Linked DNA regions of Homo sapiens: region 1 is linked to region 2. Evidence: chromatin contacts called from ENCODE Hi-C or POLR2A ChIA-PET data. All regions are on one chromosome and are shown on one strand. The core of a region is the stretch at or near the end of the contact, and the rest is flanking DNA. Distances in the headings are between cores, read along the strand shown. Region 1 holds the start of DCDC2 (doublecortin domain containing 2). Region 2 overlaps CDKAL1 (CDKAL1 threonylcarbamoyladenosine tRNA methylthiotransferase).

Region 1 (4,343 bases), core at 1,526-4,025, 3.2 Mb before region 2:
ATATTAGATAATCTACATAAAGTGCCTTACATAATGCCTGGTCCATGGTTATAGTGTTCAATTAATGGCAGTTCTTTTTATTCGTACATGATGAGTTAGGAACACCCAGTAATTTGGACATGACACATGGTAGAAAAGTCTTAGGAGGAATGAAGGAAACACTGGCAGAGATGAGCTGCAAAATTTCAACTCTTTAAACATTTTCCTGGTGCCACAATATGTATGTCCCAGACTGGACTGGACAAAGCGACTCTTTACTGGGGCTGTTACTATTCTCACAACTCCTCTCCCTGTTATTCCTCAGACAGAGCTAACAATCTACACAAATAGCACAGATGTGGGCTCTTGGACAGCCAGTCAGACATTTAGCCTTCTTGCGGCAGTGAAAAAATCCTTTCCCTGGCGTAAAGCTTGGCACAGGGTAGGCACTCAAAATTTTGTAGGTTTTCCTTTTCACCGCCGTGGCCCCAACTAGCACAGGGCCTTGCACACAGCAGGCGTCCATTTACTGAATGAGCGCATGATGAATGAGCGCATGATCATGTCACCTGTTTCTCCCTCTTCCTCCAAACCCCTGTTCTTCCGCCTCTGCCCCACGCAGCCAGCATATCCCAAGGAGCCAGGCGCAAGCCAGGCCTGGTTCACTGACTCGCTCCCCGCGCGAGGCTGCGGTTGCTATGGAAACAGCGGGAAATAACAACTCCGTTCCCCTTGGGTGAGAGAGGCCCGCAGAGGTAACAGCAGCTGGAGGAACAGCGTGAGCGGCGCGCAGCCGCCGCAGAGTTCACCACTGTGCCACCCGAGCCGCACCGCCCCGCCCCCGCGCGGCCGGCGCCCGAGCTCCCCTCCCCTCTCCAGCACGCGAGTGTCGGTAGGTACTACGGCGGAGGGCACCTCCTGGGCCCGCCTCCCCAACCAGGGCCCCGCTTGCGCGCTGCCTGCTGTCTTCACGTGATGCGCACCCGAGCTTCGCCGCCAGGCGGCGCTGATCATCGGGGAGGGGGTTAGGGGTCCTAGACACGCGAGTCTTCGCTCTGTTTCTCATTCATTCATTCATTCACTTAAATGTTATTTTTCCCTTCCTTCCTTCCCTCCCTCCTTCCGGGATGGGGTCTTGCTGTGCTGCTCAGGTTGGTCTCAAACTCCCGGGCTCAAGTGAGCCTCCTGCCTCAGTTTCCCAAAGTGCTGGGGTTACAGGCATGAGTCACGGTACCCGGATTCTCTCTTTCTCTCTCTGAATATATATAATATATATAAAATATATATATAAAAATATATAATATATATAAAATATATAAAAAATATATATAAAATATATATAATATATAAAATATATATAATATATTATATATAAAATATATATTATATAGTATATATAAATATATATACTATATAGTATATATAAATATATATAATATATAATATATAAAATATATATAATATATAATATATAAAATATATATAATATATAATATACATAAAATATATATAATATATAATATATATAAAAATATAAAATATATAATATATATAAAAAATATAAAATATATAATATATATAAAATATAAAATATATATTATATATAATATATAAAATATATAAAATATATAAAATATATAATATATAAAATATATATAATATATAAAATATATAAAATATATATAAAATATATAAAATATATAAAATATATAATATATATAAAATATATAATATATATAATATATAATATATAAAATATATAATATATAAAAATATATGATATATAATATATATGATATATAAAATATATAATATATATAAAATATAAAATATAAAATATATAATATATAAAATATATAATATATAATATATAATGTATAAAATATATAATATATAATATATAATATATAATATATAAAATATATAATATATAATATATATAATATATAATATATTATATATATAAATATATATAATACATATATATTATATATATTATATATAATATATAAATATATATATAAATATAATATATATATTTATATATAATATATAAAATATATATTTTATATATTATATATAAAAATATATAATATATAAATAAATAAATAAAATATATATAAAATAAAATATATAAAATATATATATAAAAAAAATATATATTTTATTTTCTAAGACAGGGTCTTGCTGTGTCGCCCAGGCTGGAGTGCAGTGGCAAAATCATAGGTTACTGCAGCCTCGACCTCCTGGGCTCAAACAATCCTCCCGCCTCAGCCTCCGAGATAGCTGGGTCCACAGGCGAATACCCTGCCCACCTACTTTTTTTTTTTTTTTTTTTTTTTAATTGTAGAGACCGGGTCAGGCTGGTCTCAAACTCCTTGCCTCAGGGGATCACAGGCGCGTTATAGAGACGGGGGCTTTCCCTGTGTTTCCCAGGCTGGTCTAGAACTCCTGGTCTTAGGCAGCCCTCCCGCCTGGGCCCCTCAAAGTACTGGAATTTGCAGGCGTAAGCCACCGCATCTGGCTTTGCACATTTATCTTCCAGCAAAGAAAAACCTGGGCAACTACATCCAGGAACTTAATTGCTTTAATTTGGGAGCAAGCAGGAGATTGAGGGGTAAAGGTGCAAGAAGAGAGAAAAGAAAAATTAGGCTGTTTGGAAAGGGTAGCACAGATATGATGTAAGAAATTGGGTTTCACCATATTTGTGTGTGTGTGTGTGTGTGCGTCCTCCTCTCTCCTGCCCTCACTAGGCGTGCCTGTTTGAAGGCCCCGCGCGTTTCCGGCTCCTGCTCAGAAGCTGTCCACCTTGATTCTGCCCGTAGCAGGTGAACCTGGTGTGGTGCGCGCACTGCGGGTCCTGATTGGCTGTGCACGCCACGGTGAAAAACTTGAGCGTCTACTCCGAGTCCTGCAAGCTCCTAGTGTCTCCTCTGGGTGGACGCCTAGGCGCACGGCCGTTACTTCTCTTTCACCTGTGGATTCGTCAGTTTCTCGTTCGTTTCAGGAGGCGATCCCGCGCCCTGGGTGCGGTGAGGCCGCTGGGACAGCGGAGGTGCCTCCCGACGCGAAGCAGCGAGCTGAGGCGGCGGCCAGCGGGGAAGATGAGCGGCAGCAGCGCCAGGTCCAGCCACCTGTCTCAGCCCGTCGTGAAGAGCGTGCTTGTGTACCGCAACGGGGACCCCTTCTACGCGGGGCGCCGCGTCGTCATCCATGAGAAGAAGGTGTCCAGCTTCGAAGTCTTCCTGAAGGAGGTGACCGGCGGCGTTCAGGCACCCTTTGGGGCCGTCAGGAACATCTACACCCCGCGGACTGGCCACCGAATCCGGAAGCTAGACCAGATCCAGAGCGGGGGCAATTACGTGGCTGGAGGCCAGGAAGCCTTCAAGAAACTCAAGTGAGTCGGTCTCCCCCACCGCCCACCCATTTAGGTGCCCTATAGTGTGGGGTTGATATGAAGAAATGCAGATCCCTACCCCCCCACACCTCAGTGGTTGAGGGGCTGTGACTTCTCGGTGTGATTGATGCCCCTCAAAACTCTCGTTGCAGTTGGGGGGTAGAGGTTGACACTGTGACTGGAGAAGGAATTTCACTTGGGTCAGCAGTAGGAGTAAACTTAAAATCTGTGTATAAACAACAGGAATCTTAAAGAAAATAAAAAGGTATCCTTGCAAAGGTTAGTGACCAAACTGATACTTTTGCGTTTTCTGTTCAGTTTTTTCTTTCCTTTTCCTTATTTTTTTTCCTTGGAAATCCATCCTTTTAATTTAAATAAACATTCTTAAAAATCACTTCCAAGTGTTGGACACTATATTGTCACCAGAGGAGAAAATTGCTCTGCATTTCCCGTACTGTTTAAATTATTTCAACCTTTCATTCCAAGTAGAATTGACAACACTCACTTTTGTGACCCTGCTCCCACCCCCTGCATGTTTATGCTGTTAGCATAATGCAGGAAGAGTTTACTGGCTGACTGTATTTGTCGACTGTCTGTCTCCAGCAACGTGATTAGACCTTCAAGGGCAGGGGTCCTTATTCCCAGCTCTTGAGCTCACTCATAGTGAGTGTTCAGTGAATTAAGAAACCGTCAGTTCAGGGAACAAAGATGAGCAAGGCATGATTCCTTGTCTTTAGGAGCTTTCAGTCTAACTGGACTACCTGCACACTAACAATTTTAATGCAAGCTACAAAGGGATATGTGCATAGAAAAATAAAGTTATGTGGGAATTGTGAGTTGAGAGTTGGTTGGGGTGGTCATTATAGGACAGGTAGAATTTTACATTCCATTTTTTTTTTACAGCTTTATTGAGATAGATTTCTCATGGCATGAAGTCCAACCATTTCATTGGCTTTCAGTGTATTCA
Region 2 (3,987 bases), core at 158-2,657:
TAGTTTATTTTACTTTTTGTATCTTTCTATTATGAAACATTTCAATCATATAGAAAAATGCAGAATAAAATAATGAACACCCCCCAAACATCATTTAGTTTTGATAATCACCAACACATGGGCAATCTTATTTTATTGTACCCTATCCACTCTGCTCTTTGAAATTATTTTAAAAAAAAATGTTCTTTTAGAGACGGGGTCTTGCTCTGTTGCCCAGGCTGAAGTAAAATGGTGCAGTCATAGCTCACAGTAACTTGAAATCCGGGGCTCAAGTGATCCTCCTGCCTAAACCTGTCCCCGGTAGCTAGGACTACAGGTGTGCAATACCATGCCTGGCTAATTTTTAATTTTTATTTTTTTTAAATAGAGACAGAGTTTCACAATGTTGCTCAGGCTGGTCTCAAACTCCTGCGCTCAAGTGATCCTCCAGCTTCAGACTCCCAGAGTGCTGGGATTACCGGCATAAGCCAATACACCAGCCTGCATTAAAGCAAACCCCAAACAACTGATGTTGTATTTCATAAAAGCTTTCACTGACAATATATGTATATATTTTCATAAGGATCACGCCAGAAATCTCACTGAGCATGAGATGTCTAAACCAACTTTAACCACACCTTGTAAAACACTTTACACTAAAACCTATCTGCCTAGAAAACCAATTTGCTTGAATATAAGTGGGTAATTCAAATGACAAAATAACTTTAAACACAACCCTCTATTAATTCATGCGGGGAAAAATAGCAACATTCTCAGATTGGGAAAATAGTGCATGTTACTTTATCCCTATGGTTCTAGTCTTTGTGGACATTCCAATCAGTGAGAGACAATATTAAAAGTAACATGGATAGATTTGCCTGGATGGAACTTAGAAAAGTAGGTAAAGGCTACTAAGGAGGCCGGGAGCTGCCTGGAATAAAACTTTTCCATTTTCCTTCACTACTGTACATCCAGAATAAAACAGAATGGCAACAGACCAAAACTTAGGAGCTTCAAAAGGCACTCATCAAGCAGTCTAGCTATTTACAATAATTTATTACCAATCTTAAAGATCAAAAGGAACTCCATCAAGCATTTAGATTCAATTCCTCACTGCCTGATGACTAAGTTGTAGAGGAATGAAGGGAAGCCAAAATAATCTGAGGTGACTTTGATACAATGCCACAAAGGATATGAGGAGGAAGCCGGTAGAAGCTGCAAATGGCTAGGTTCCATTAAGAGTTCTAATAAAAGAAGAATGGAATTTCCCTTAACTGCGAATTTAAAAATGTTACAAGTGGGCGAAATTTAGACAAGCCAGGCAAAACCTCTGATTTGCCATCGCCTTTTTTGTTGTTGTTGTTAAATGTTAACTTTAGCCACTGCTGCACTTATGTTCATTAAGTGGCTTCATCTAAAAAAAAATGCAACACTACCTTCAGAAATCTGGCCAATCTCATTCCTTTTGCTGTTGTATTACTTATCAGCCTGCTCCTTCTGTCTGCATTGTCAGACCCTATTGGCTCTCTCAATCTCTTTCAAACAAATTGCTGCATTCTGCAATGTGACTGATTTAGCTTGAAAAATGTAACTTGGAATGATATAAGTTTTAGTATTACATATCACCATGGTCACATGAAGCATAAACATCTCTTTTACGAGTTTTTGGTGCTTAAGTCAATTGGTCACTATAGAAACACTAGAAGCTAGTGTTTCAAATTCTTTCAACTTCTATGAACTGGCACAATTTTTCCCTCCTGAATCCAGACATCTCTGTATTTTCAACTGAGGAAAGTAGTTTTCACACTACTTACTTTGGCTAGTTAAAAAATCCCTACCACATGTCTCCCTATAAATTCATAGATAAAGATTTAAGTTTATATTAGCATTTCAACTGTGCAAATTTTTTGTTTGCTTCTGAAATCACCTCGAATTAACAGATTTACTGGAATCCTACATGGTTTAGAAGTTTTGCACAAGTCTCTGAAACCTTGTAATCTATTTCCCCATGAAGATGTGGAGTTAAGCATTTTCTTAAAAATGGCTACATATTTTTTCTTTTTAAAAGAGTGCTTATCTTTTACAAATATATTGTAAAATACTTACAAGTGAAAAGATGTCTAGGAATTTTTCAAACATGAGGGATGGAGAAGGTAGGGTATAAATGACACAGACGGACTATGAATCTATGAAGCTGTGGGATGGGTACATGTGGGTCGTCACGTTATTTGGTCATTTTCTGTGTAGCAAAGCTCCAGGCAGTAGATATTTCAGACATGATGCTATGTACTAATTTTTATTAGGATTTTCATTTAGAAAAATAACTTTCTATCAGGAGGAATGAAGAATCAAGTTTTGCAGTCAGCATTTCAATTATCTTTACCAATCCAAAACCCAAGTTCCTCCAGTACAGTGTTTGGAAAGAAAAAACAAAAACCAACCAACCAAAATACACCCCAAAATGTGTCTTTTCACTGTCTTTGAGATTTCAGTGCCAATATGTAACTAGATTTCAATGTGAATAAAATATAATTATTATAGTTCAGAAATATAACATTTCTGTTTTCTTTAAAAGGGATAAAGAGCTAAAAAATTTAAATTGAAATATAAATGTAATTGGTAAGTGTATTTCAGAATCACCATATGTTGGTGAAAATTGTACTATACATTCGGAAAGACTTTAATACTTAATATGCTATTAACATGCTTCTCTTACCTTGTGATCATATGGACTGTAAGAATGAAACACCCGAGAAAGATCTTTTGTCCTTTGCTTTTTCTGTGAAAAAAAACAAAAAAAACAAAAAACCAACATACAAACAATTGAGTTGACAGCAGATAAAAAATATACATGTGTGTATATATCTCTACATACATAAAGTTTTTTTTTTTTTTTTTTAAGAGATTCTTCCTTTGTGGAGGCTGAGAAGACACAGGGGTGCAACTAAAAACCAAAGTCACTTTATGGTTATGTGGGTCATTATCACAGAGCAACCAGGTGACCTCTTCCTAGAAGATTTCATAACTAAAACACTAATCATCATCAAAAACTGTATTTGAAAATACATAACAGACTAAAATGAAGAAAACACTGAAAACGAAAGAAAATTTAATACACAGGGCACTTCCGATTTCATTGTAATACCAACTGCTGTTACTCAGAATTGGGCACAGACATGCATTCATTTAAACGATACACCTCCTTCAGGCTTCCTGGTTACAGCTTGGGTCTGTCTGCTGGAGCTTGCAGCTATGAGGATACCTTTACTGTGTCACTGCTATATAGCCTAGGTACCCTGCATGGTGTTTTACACACAGCAGGCACTCAATAAATACTGGCTAAGTTAATGAATAAATGAATGTATGAGTTATACAGGCATATAACTCTTAATATCTGTAATGATGACACATAAGCCTCATAGATTAGTTATGAAGAGAAGGCTCTTTTGGCCGAGCATGGTGGCTCATGCTTGTAATCCCAGCATTTTGGGAGGCCGAGGCAGGTATATCACTTGAGGCCAGGAGTTCGAGACCAGCTTGGCCAAAATGGAGAAACCCAGTCTCTACTAAAAATACAAAAAAAAATTAGCTGGGTGTGGTGGTGGACACCTGTAATCTGAGCTACTCAGGAAGCTGAGGCAGGAGAATTACTTGAACCTGGGAGGCAGAGGTTGCAGTGAGCCAAGATTGTACCACTGCACTCCAGCCTGGGCAACAGAGGGAGACTCCATTTCAATAAACAAAACAAAACAAAAGAAAGAAAGAAAAAAGAAAGAGAACGCTCTTTTCATTTCTAATGACGTGTTCTTGAGCTGAACCCAGGCATTACATGAGTCCCCTCTCCATCCCCTGCTCCTTAGTGTATCTGTGACAACCAAGAAGTATGAGGTTCTCTTATTACAGCCAACTAGTTAATATAAAAGTGGCTTTTTTGGCCGGGCACGGTGGCTCACGCCTGTAATCCCAGCACTCTGGGAGGCCGAAGTGGGCGGATCACAAGGTCAGGAG

What was found. Hi-C counts contacts between places; a loop is a spot of excess contacts on that map. ChIA-PET counts read pairs that join two places held with the same protein, here RNA polymerase II (POLR2A).
Region 1: a map of psoas muscle shows a loop between it and region 2 (19-fold over the local background). The contact joins the promoter of DCDC2 here to the enhancer-like site in region 2. A Hi-C loop is called at or near these places in 1 of 168 maps with a recorded cell type or tissue (psoas muscle). POLR2A ChIA-PET finds 5 or more read pairs at or near these places in 1 of 52 experiments (activated CD4-positive, alpha-beta T cell).

What each region holds. Positions count from the first base shown.
Region 1 is chr6:24,356,491-24,360,833 of GRCh38, reverse strand. It overlaps DCDC2 (doublecortin domain containing 2), which reads left to right and starts at 2,775. Exons shown (of 10, transcript NM_016356.5): 1 at 2,775-3,376. The coding sequence starts at 3,084. It overlaps KAAG1 (kidney associated DCDC2 antisense RNA 1), which reads right to left and starts at 3,931. Exons shown (of 1, transcript NR_174942.1): 1 at 2,549-3,931. RefSeq lists enhancers at 539-628, 462-1,050 and a silencer at 769-918.
Region 2 is chr6:21,107,172-21,111,158 of GRCh38, reverse strand. It overlaps CDKAL1 (CDKAL1 threonylcarbamoyladenosine tRNA methylthiotransferase), which reads right to left. Exons shown (of 16, transcript NM_017774.3): 13 at 2,696-2,758. Among named protein-coding and RNA genes, the nearest start is that of LINC00581, 400 kb to the left of the region's middle. Within about 2 kb of position 1,407, at least 5 of the 41 ENCODE cell types and tissues checked have a DNase peak (open chromatin) inside an H3K27ac peak, as active enhancers do.